2 separate regions of the Homo sapiens genome follow, and region 1 is linked to region 2. The links are chromatin loops, found by intact Hi-C in ENCODE. Cell type or tissue: GM12878. All regions are shown on one strand. Links, peaks and the distances in the headings refer to the core of each region. The heading gives the core; the rest is flanking DNA. Region 1 overlaps UMAD1 (UBAP1-MVB12-associated (UMA) domain containing 1). Region 2 overlaps UMAD1 (UBAP1-MVB12-associated (UMA) domain containing 1).

Region 1 (5,392 bases), core at 328-5,327, 58 kb before region 2:
ATACAAAAGATTGCCCAAGATGAAAGGCATGAAAAACAAAACGACCAGGCTCGGGTTGTTTTTTTTTGGAACAAGATTAACTTACTACCTTTTCAGAGAAACTAGATGACTAATTCAAATATTACATTTATCTTCACAGACTGACCTTACAGATTTCATTATTATCAGCATTTACCCAACTGCCTCTCTCTTTTTCATACAGTGTGACTTCACTGTACTATTCTCAGTGCGCCCAAACCCTTTAAGTTTTTGTCAAACAATACATACATCAAAAATTTTAAATAAAGTACACAAGCTTTTCACAGGTAAATAGCTAAACCCCCCTGGAAAAGAGAGGCTGATTATTAATAAATGCTTGCTTTCCAGTTCCTACCATATGTAGGTTTTGCTTTGGCTGATATCATACAAAAGCACATCAACAACTCATTTTTGTTTACTAATAAGTAATATTAATGTAATATTACAGTAATATGTAATAATATAATAAGTGATAGATTATTACTCAAGGGTTGTAAATAAGATGGTCAGCCATGGTAATTTATGACATAATTTATGGGATATAGTAAAACATGAATTGGGTCTCTGAAAACCAATTTAGATTTATGTTACCATAAACATCAACTGAATACTAACAACCACATAAAAGCCATCAGGGGAAGAGGCAGAAAGGAGAGAAACAGTAGGTACAGTTCACTCATTTGGCTGCACAACCGCAAAGCAGTACTTAGCCTTCCGTATCTATCGATTGCTATTAGTCAACTGAATCAGGACTGGCAATTTCAAAGAACAGCTGCTTCAACCTGGAGCCCTTGAAGAGACCAAAGAATAATTGGGCTTCTCAGATTTCCAAAGAATTGACTGTTCAGAGGTTAAAAACCAAATCATATAAGCTTTTAATATCTGATATTTACTGTACATATTAAGAATTTTTAAATCTATTAGACTGGCATTGTCCAATAAATCAGTGAGGTGAAACACATATAATTTTAAATTTTTTGATAGCCACATTAAGAAAGTTAAACAGGTGAAATTAATTTTAATATTCTTTTTTAAATCCAATATATCAAAAACATTATCATGGCAACATGTAACTAATATAAAATATTCAGATATTTTACAATCCTTTTTTTCATACTAAGTCTTTGAATCCCAGCATGTATTTTACATCTGAATACAGACTAGTCACATTTCAAGTGCTCAATAGCCACAAGCGGCAAGTGGTGACTGCATTAGGCAGTGTGCTTAAAATTTCACAAACTTGGGGGTGGGGGGAAAGCTTTGTTTTAATTACTACCTAATGTTTTCCTGCGAGTCAGATCTCAAGCCACTAGTGAGGTTACTTGTTCTTTTGTGTTCATGAACACAGTAAGCTACAAAATACCAGAAAGCTATACCACTAAAAACAGGAATTGAATCCTAAAAAAGTCACGCTTAATTTTCATTAATAACTAGTACTTAACATATTAAACTACTGTTTTCCTGGTTACTTTTCAGATTCTGCAACAAACTTCAGGAGTTTCAGTTTTTCTCTGAGGATCTAATTATCAGCCAAATCACCCAACATTCAGTGAAATATTCACATCTTTACTATTTGCTAAATATTTGAATAAAATAATATTTCAAAGTAATAAACTATGCAATTCCTAAATCCAAACTGGCTTATGACTAATTGGTAGGAATTGTACATTTTCCTCATGAGAAGAGTTTGAAAAAAAATCAAGAAAAGAATAACTAAAAGCAAATGAGTACCAAAATACACTAAATTCCAGGCTAACAAGCTCTTTGGCCCTTATGAAACTACAAAAGACAGCTTAAAGTCTCGCATGCTAAACTGACACCTGACAGGCCATTTTGAGGAGCTGAAGCATAGATGATCATTAGCAAAACATAAGTGACAGAGAGGTGCCAGTATTCAATCCTCAAATCTGAATATTCAAAATTTAAAAGACATAATATTTTAAAATAAATGTTACTTTTTGTTTCTCATTTATTGTTAGAAAATTTTAATTTCAACTTGAATTGTGAACTGACTGATACTGCCAGGCAATGCATGTAGAAACCAAAAAGTCAGTGGACTTATAGATGCTATAATCAATACCTAAAAAGATCTTGAGATACAAGCTGAGTATTCATCTTAATCACTTCTAATGAGATTAGGTAATTAAGTTAAATACGTCAGAAAATGAAACATTCTCATATTACTATGCTTTAGTCTATAATTTATCTATAATTTAATCAATAATTCTCATACTCTCCTGTATCACCATCTTTCTGTATTAGTAACTCCTTAACCCTTAACTGAATTGAGGAAAAGCAGTGGTTAAAACTGATTCATTTGGTTAATTAATGTTTAGCCCTGTGATGCCCTAAAATTTGCCTGAGTGACAACTACCTCTAAAAGACATAGTTGTAGCCTTCAACCCCAAAGTTAGTCATGGTCAATTGTTTTGCTTGATCTTGATATGATGAGTCTTAGAACTTAACACAATTTTTTTAACCACAAATCTTTGGCAGAGTAATAACCCATACATTTTCAGATATGGAGAACAGAGTTTAACAGAGCCTCATCCAAAATAGGTGTATAAGAAATATTTGGTGAAATAAATGGGATGGTCTGCTATTTCAACAGTGTACCCGGATGAGAAGTTAGAGAACTGTATTAATAATTTATTAACCAAACTGAACAGGTTTTAGTTAGGCAATGATAAAAATGCAAATGCAGATTTACTCATCAGATATTCTGGTGACAAAATCACCTTTTTCAGAATGTGAACCCATTTTTCTTTCAGAGCAAAACTAAAACTATTTTTGTTGAAAGCACGAAACACCGGTTTTGGTTCTCCATGTCAACAGGCGTGGAAAAAACAAGTAATATACACGTAGCTTTATCCAACTCAAAATGGCCCTCCTCTTTCAGATCTGATTCAGTGGCCCTTTTGTGTATGTGTGATTTCTGCAGGCTCCCAGCGTGTGTATAGCATAGCATACCTAAAGAGACCCTGCAGAAATCACATTTATGCAGCTCTCAAGAATCTTATATTCTTCTAGTAATTACCTACAACTTACCAGATACAGCGTAATATAAACAACTGCTGAATGTTATTTGATACATCAAAAATGGGGGCTTAAAATTTTGAGAAGTAATATATTCATGGTTTGAAGAAAATCTTCAGATGCTTGTCATTTACTTATTTTGTCAAATTCCTAATTTTTGTGCAAGAAGGTCCTGTACTATGGGGCTAAAAATCATACACAAATTTACCCTTAGGAATCACTGCTTAAAAATAAGAGGAGAGGGCCGGGCAAGGTGGTTCATGCCTGTAATCCCAGCACTTTGGGAGGCTGAGGTGGGTGGATCACCTGGGGTCAGGAGTTCGAGACCAGCCTAGCCAACATGGTGAAAACCCGTCTCTACTAAAAATACAAAAATTAGCTGGGTGTTGTGGCATGCATCTGCAATCCCAGCTACTTGGGAGGCTGAGGCAGGAGAATCGCTTGGACCTGGGAGGTGGAGACTGCAGTGAGCAGAGACTGTGCTATGGCATTCTAGCCTGGGCAACAGAGCAAGACTCCGTCTCAAAAAAACAGAGGAAAAACTATGGGCAACATAGCAAAACCCTGTCTCTACAAAAAATACAAAAATTAGCATGTTTTCTTTATCCAGCCTTTCACTGATGGGCATGGAGGTTGATTCCATGTCTTTGCTATTGTGAATAGTGCTACAATGAACATAAGTGTGCACGTGTCTTTATAATAGAATGATTTATATTCCTTTGGGTATATACAGTAAAGGTATTGCTGGGTCAAATGGTATTTCTGTCTTTAGGTCTTTGAGGAATCACCACTGTCTTTCACAATGGTTGAACTAATTTACACTCCCACCAACAGTATATAAGCATTCTCTTTTCTCCTTAACCTTGCCAGCATCTGTTATTTTTTGACTTTTTATTAATAGCCATTCTGACTGATGTGAGACGGTATCTCATTGTGGTTTTGATTTGCATTTCACTGATGATCAGTGATGTTGAGCTTTTTTTCATATGATTGTTGGACAGGTGTATGTCTTTTGCAAAGTGTCTGTTCACGTGGTACACATAAACCATGGAATACTATGTAGCCATAAAAAAGAACAAGACCATATCCTTTGCAGGGACATGGATGGAGCTGGAGGCCTTTATCCTTAGCAAACTAATGCAGGAACAGAAAACCAAGTACAGCATGTACTCACTTATAAGAGGGTGTTAAAATGATGAGAACACAGACACATAGAGGGGAACAACTGGGTCTTATCAGAGGGTGGAAGGTGGGAGGAGGGAGAGAAGCAGAAAAAATAACTAAGTACTACTAGGCTTAATACATGGGTGAAATAATCTGTATGGCAAACCCCCATGACACATGTTTACCTATGTAACAAACCTGCACATCCTGTGCATGTACCTCTGAACCTGAAAGTTTAAAAAGAAAATTAGCTGAGCCTGGTGTCACATGCCTATAGTCCCAGTGACTCGAGAGGCTGAGGTGAGAAGATCACATGAGCCCAGAAGGTGCAGGTTGCAGTAAGCTGACATCATGCCACTGCACTCCAGCCCAGGTGACAGAGTGAGACCTTGTCTCAAAGAAAAGGGGGTGGGGGGAACATACTGAAACATCTAAAAGGTAAAAAGTACCATTGAAAATGTGTCTTTAGTCAGGAACGGATGCAAAAACGGATGAGATACAGAAAAGAAAATCCAAAATACAACCAAGTTTTGAGGAAAGTCATAATACATAACAAATAAAAAATCAATGTGGCAGGTTAAATTGGACAAGAGAGGCAAGAGTCACTTTAGGATTTGAGAATTAGAATCATCATTCAGCTGGTATCATGGGAATTATTAAACATAACCTGAAAAACTAACAGAAACTGTTAAGAACCTGGTGAGAATAATTCACTTCGGAGAGATGAAGTAATGTTTCAAATATATTCCCATTACTCTAGCACCGAAAGGTAAGGAGGTTATCCAAAGTTAGAGCTTTTCATGGTTAAGAGTAATACTTAGATAACAAGTTCTTCTGTCTTTTGTCTAGTCTGACTGTTCCTGCACACATCAAACATTAAATATTTATTGAGTGGCTGATGCATGCCACGCACAGGGAACAATGATGAGTCAACCCGAATCCCCACTTCATGGCACTCCTGGTCAGATGTACAAGGTGTTAAGGGACCAGAGGGGAGACTAAATGGCATTGAAGATGAAAGATATTTGAGCAGGGGTTTGAAGGATGAACAGGAATTTGCTCAGTGAACACAAGACGTATGGGATAAAGTTCTTCAGAGAAGTGACAGAAATTGCACAAACTTCAAGAGAAAGGAATATACTCAAGAAATGGTAAGAAACTCTGTATGGTGACA
Region 2 (5,392 bases), core at 140-5,139:
AGGCTGAATCTCACTATTTCCTGTGATATTTCTAAACCTTTTTGGTATCTTCTTTTCTACTGCTATTTGAGATGCTTCCCAATTTACTATCATTTCTAAAACTAGTTGACATACTTCATTTCCAATTTTAGATTTTTAATGAAAATGCAAAGGAAAACCAGATAATGTATCTTCCTAGAGGCTGTATTATTTCATCTCAGAATGAATTTAAGTAAAAGCTGTAAATCATTATGCTATTAAGTCAAGTAAACCTGAACTGTTTACTTATTACATAAATCACTCTACTATTTTTGTAACTAATTTTGCAGTTTTAGTAGAGATGGGGTTTCTCCATGTTGGTCAGGCTGGTCTCAAACTCCTGACCTCAGGTGATCTGCCAGCCTCAGCCTCCCAAAGTGCTGGGATTACAGGCGTAAGCCACCACGCCCGGCCTAAATTTCAATCTTAAATATATTTAAATTTTTAAAATTCAAACGTCTTTGTTACTCCAATGACTGGAAAAATGTCATTGGCTTTGCATGTTCTCATTTATAAATGAGAGCTAAACATTGAGCACACATGGACATAAACACAGGAATGACAGACACTGTGGTCTACTGGGGGTGGAGGAGGGAGGAGAATGTGGGCTGAAGAACCACTTATTGAGTACTAGGGTCACTACCCAGGTGATGGGATCCATACCCCAAACCTTAGCATTATGCAATAGTCCCATATAACAAACTTGCGCATGCACCCCTTGTATCTAAAATACAGGCTAAAATTTAATTGAAGAAAAATTAATAAAGAAATAATTTTAAAATGTCATTGGCTTTAATTAAATAAAAAGCACTTCAATTAAATATCAATTATCCATATTTAATATTTTAAATACTACCTATGTTTATGACAGTAATATACATTTTTCCCTACTAGGCTGTTTATAACTTGTATCCTATGCTCAAAACATTTAAAAATATAATTTGGCTAGAGAATTTCAGGATATTTATTTCCTAAATACTAGGTTTCCATAAACATAAAACTCCTGTTTTATATCATTGTTTATTTAATATCACTCTGATATTCTCTATTTTCGTTTAAGAGTGCCGGCTTAAAAGCATTTAAAACAATCAAACCTGCTAAAATTAATGTTATTCAATGCATTTTAAATTAAATCCATTAAATCTTACATATATGTAATGTGCTTTCAACTCATGAAGCCTTCGACGAAAACAAATTCTAATCCAGCCCAGGAAAGTGAAGAGTTAAGTGTGCAATTTAGGAAAGAAATATGGCAAGTCCATATATGTGACTCAGTCTTCGAGTGATGTTTATATCACTCTAAGACAGGGAATCCTGTCTCTGTCTGCACTATATTATGATCCTTGTCATCGCCTGCCCTGGAGCAGTTGCATATGCATCTACTTCTCCCACTAAGCAAGTCTCTCTTGAAGGGCAGAAGCAAACGAAACCTTTGTAATTTCCATGAGGCATCCCATAGCAATTTGCACAAAGCAGTCACACAATCAATGTTAAGTTATCAGAAGAGCAAAGTTCTTGACTTTGCCTTAACACACAAGACCCACGAAAAATGAAAGGAAAAGTAACTTACACACATGGGGTGGGGTTAGTGGTAGTGGTGGTAAGAATGTTAGCAAGAAACCTCGAATGAAAATATTAAAATGTGTTGTGACTTAATCAGTCACTGATGTACTTAAACAAGAGTCAAGATTTTTTTTTAAGTAACTTTTCATACTTCCCAAGTTAGAAGCTGGGGAAGCTTCATTATTTTGTTTGAAAGTTCTCCGAATTAGACACACCCATATGACACAGCCAATGTAAATAATTTGTTCTCCTGGTGTTGCCACTGCTGAACAATGATGAACGGATCAACAGTACAGATATTCCCCAAGGAAGAGTGACCTACTGTGTAAAAAATACATCCCGAAACAAGGAACTGTATTTAGGATAGGTTTCTACTTTCTGAATTCTGGCACGCCCTTAGTCCCTAACTGCCTATGAATCAGTCTCCTGAAAAACCTGCAACTGATCTTTCAAAAGCAATGCAATTCAATTAAACAAACATTTATTGAGCGCCCACTGTATAAAAAAGCACAAGAATGGAAACTGAGGGAAAAGGGCCTGCAAAGGAGACGGATAAGAAGCAACGTTCAGAATAGAAAGAAAAGATACAGAAGAGAGGGGTGTATGGAATACAAAAGAGGAACTGGTCAACATTCTCAGATGTCACAAGGGGGGAGAGCTGAGATTCTAGAAGAAAAGGTATCAAAATTCTTACTAAGTAAATGCAAACAATTGGGATCAATAAATAATAAGATGAGTGTCTTTCCATGTAAAGAATGATTCTGCCTTATAAATCTATTCCCCAATAATAAGTTCTAGTTCTATTAATGTCACTACTAACCTCCCTACCATCCAAACTTGAGATTTCTTCCTTTTCCTTTTAATAAGAAATGTGATCCGTTACCAAGTCCTATTACTCGCACCCACAAAATTTGTGTACTGCACAAGGATGTGAAAAGGAGAGGAGCATTGAAACCAAAGACATATCTTTAATAATTTTCCAGCAGATGGCAGTCAAGTGTCTTATTCTAATAAACATATTACAACAATTTTCTAACAGATGGAAGTAAAATGTCTTAAAGAAGTGGTACTTTTTTTTTTTTAGTTAGGTCTCACTTTTATCACCCAGGATGGAGTACAGTGACACGATCACAGCTCACTGTATCCTTGACCTCCTGGACTCTGGTGAGTCTCCTAAATCAGCCTCCCGAGTAGCTGGGACCACAGGCACATACCACCATATTGGCTAATTTTTTGTATATTTTGTAGAGACAGGGTTTTACCGTGTTGTCTGAGCTGAACTTGAATTCCTGGGCTCAAGCAATCTGCCCACCTTGGCCTCCCAAAGTACTAGGATTACAGGCGTCAGCCACCGTGCCCAGCTGGGGTGACCTTTTCATAATTCACAAAATGCACTAAGCAGGTCAGTGGTGGTCCTGCCCACAGTATTTCCTATCTATTTTCCAGCCTTCATTCTGGCTGCAGCTACCACAGATCTGATTCACATAGTATCTTGCAATAGCTTCCAAAATGATCCCCTAATTTCTCCATACTTCAGTCCATCCCACAAGCATTTGAAAAAATTCCCAAAAGTGCTGTTTTGCTAGTAAAACTTTTCAAAAAATCTTCAGTGGTACTGTTATTTTCTTCAATCTCACATTCAAGGCCCTTCATAGCATGTCCTTAACCTTCTCTTTTAGTCTATTCTTTCACTGTGCCCAGGAGGTGCCCTACTCCTAGCTGAACCTAATTACTCTCTACCTTACATATGTCCTGTCCTTCCCTGCCTTGCTATCTTTGTTCATGTCATTTCCTCTGCCTTGAATGCTATCCAAACTCAGTCTTCCTGCCATAAGTGCTAAATTACATTCAGTAGTATATTCTGGGGAGAGGTTTTTGGATGACTTAATATTGTCTTCAGCAAGCATCTAAAGAAAAATCCCCTCACTTTGGCTTTGGTTGGTATTCCAGTTATCTATTGGTGTATAATAAACTACTTATAACTCAAGACAATTATTATTATTATTATTATTATTATTATTATTATTATTATTTTGTATTTTTTTGTATTTTTAGTAGAGACAGGGTTTCACCGTGTTAGCCAGGATGGTTATTTGTATTATATCTCACAGCTCTGTGAGTCAAAAATTCGGGCAGAGCTTGAGCATTTCTTCTGTTCTGTGTAGTGATGTTAGAGGTTGCTCTAGGGTACTGGTAGTCAGAAAACAGTTGAAGGACAACTTCACTCACATTTGGTAGAATGGCTAGAAAGTTGGGTTCAGCTGGGAACGTCAACCAGATCATCTATACACATGCCTCTACAGCATGATGGCCTCAAGCTGGTTGGACTTCTTAAATGGTGGCTCCGGGCTCCAAGAGCAAGTGTTCCAGAAAACAAAGCAGAAGTCACATGGCCTTTTGCAACTGACCCTTGTAAGCCAGGGTCTCTTTGGCCATATTCTATTGACTGAGGCAGTCATCAGCTCGTCTAGATTCAAGAGGAGGGGGCGTCGACACAACTTTTCAATGGGAGAGTGTCAAAGAATATGCAGCCATGTTTTAACACTGCCTAAGTTAGGGAAGAAGGGGGATAATATGGCAGACTGTCTCCCAGAAAGTCTGAGCCACTTCTCTTACTGTTCCCTGAATATGTCATGGTCTTATACTTTTTCCCCTCGTATATCTTTCCTCTGCCTGGAAAGCATCTCCATTCCTCCTTCTTCCCTACAAGCATGTCTAATTGTCATACACCTTTAAGGTCTTCATCCCTAAAGGACCAGCTTAAATTTCCCTTCCTCCAAGACTCCTTCCTAGATCCTTTCAGTCAGTTTTAATCTCGTTTCAGGTTCCCTGGTACTTTTTTCTTCATGATAGTACTTTTCCCATTTACAATTTTACATTAGATTTTCATTTATGTACGAAGCAAAAAAGAGAGAAAGGCAAAAAGAAAAATAGAATGCTGTAAGCCCCGTGGCCTTGTAAATTCTCAGTCAAGTTTAAAGAGGGCGCAAAATGCTCGATGTAACCGGACTCTTATGGAATCAAGTAGAGGGCCTGAGTCCTCTGTCCAGGCTGATGCCGGATGAAGGTGACCCAGCACATGTAGACAACATACTTTAAAATATATTATTTATATGTTTATTCTAAATTAATAGCAGTTGTAATTCCTGTAGAGTCCAGGAAAGATAAACAAACTTGGGGAGAAGGAAGGTTTAGTGTCCTGTGTCCTGCTTAATGATAGTTTCTAACACTACATACACTTTTGTCCTCAAAAATGTTGCAAATGGAAGTTTCTCATGTCAGAGTAAAATCCATATCCGGCATAATCTACTGAAGAGATATACTAATGGGCCTGTGAGGTAACACAAACAACAAAAGCCAGTAATTCAAGCTATCCAGTTTAAATAACCATGTAAGAAGTGCAATTTTGAGCTAGAAAAGATCTAGTTCAATCTTATGATGAAAAATCTGAGGCCCACAGAATTTGACTAGTCCCCAAAGAACTCATTTTCTGTATAAAAACAAACACAACAAAACCAAAGCTACAAAGATCCGTGAAGCAAGATATGTACAAAAACTTGTGTGGCAGTATTGTCTCTAACAGGGTGGGGAGAGAGAGAGTGTCCACAAATGCCCACCACTCGGAGAAAGGATAAACTGTGGTACCTTCATACAAAGAAACATTACGCAGGAGTCAAAATTAATGAACTAGAGCTACAAACATCAACATGTATAAATCTGAAAAATGCAACATTGAATAAGAAGGTAAATTGCAGAATACAAAGAAAATGACAAGACTTATATAAAATGTTTAAATAAGTAAAACGGTACT

Evidence for each region. Peaks named below come from ENCODE experiments on the same cell type or tissue, not always from the same donor. Only the 100,000 strongest peaks of a DNase experiment are listed, where the experiment ranks them.
Region 1: it touches region 2 in a loop (6-fold over the local background); 4 of 110 quality-filtered maps call a loop at or near these places.

Annotation. Positions count from the first base shown.
Region 1 is chr7:7,817,054-7,822,445 of GRCh38, reverse strand. The region is part of intron 3 of UMAD1 (UBAP1-MVB12-associated (UMA) domain containing 1); the gene reads right to left. Among named protein-coding and RNA genes, the nearest start is that of RPA3, 100 kb to the right of the region's middle. RefSeq lists enhancers at 565-1,512, 5,153-5,242. In GM12878, for the core only: no CTCF peak of the experiment used is centred there; DNase peaks (open chromatin) are centred at 1,295, 2,476 and 2,775; H3K27ac peaks cover 2,349 bases.
Region 2 is chr7:7,758,635-7,764,026 of GRCh38, reverse strand. All of the region lies in intron 2 of UMAD1 (UBAP1-MVB12-associated (UMA) domain containing 1), which reads right to left. Among named protein-coding and RNA genes, the nearest start is that of RPA3, 43 kb to the right of the region's middle. In GM12878, for the core only: a CTCF peak has its summit at 2,567 (motif pointing right); DNase peaks (open chromatin) are centred at 1,544 and 2,549; H3K4me3 peaks cover 1,083 bases; H3K27ac peaks cover 1,220 bases.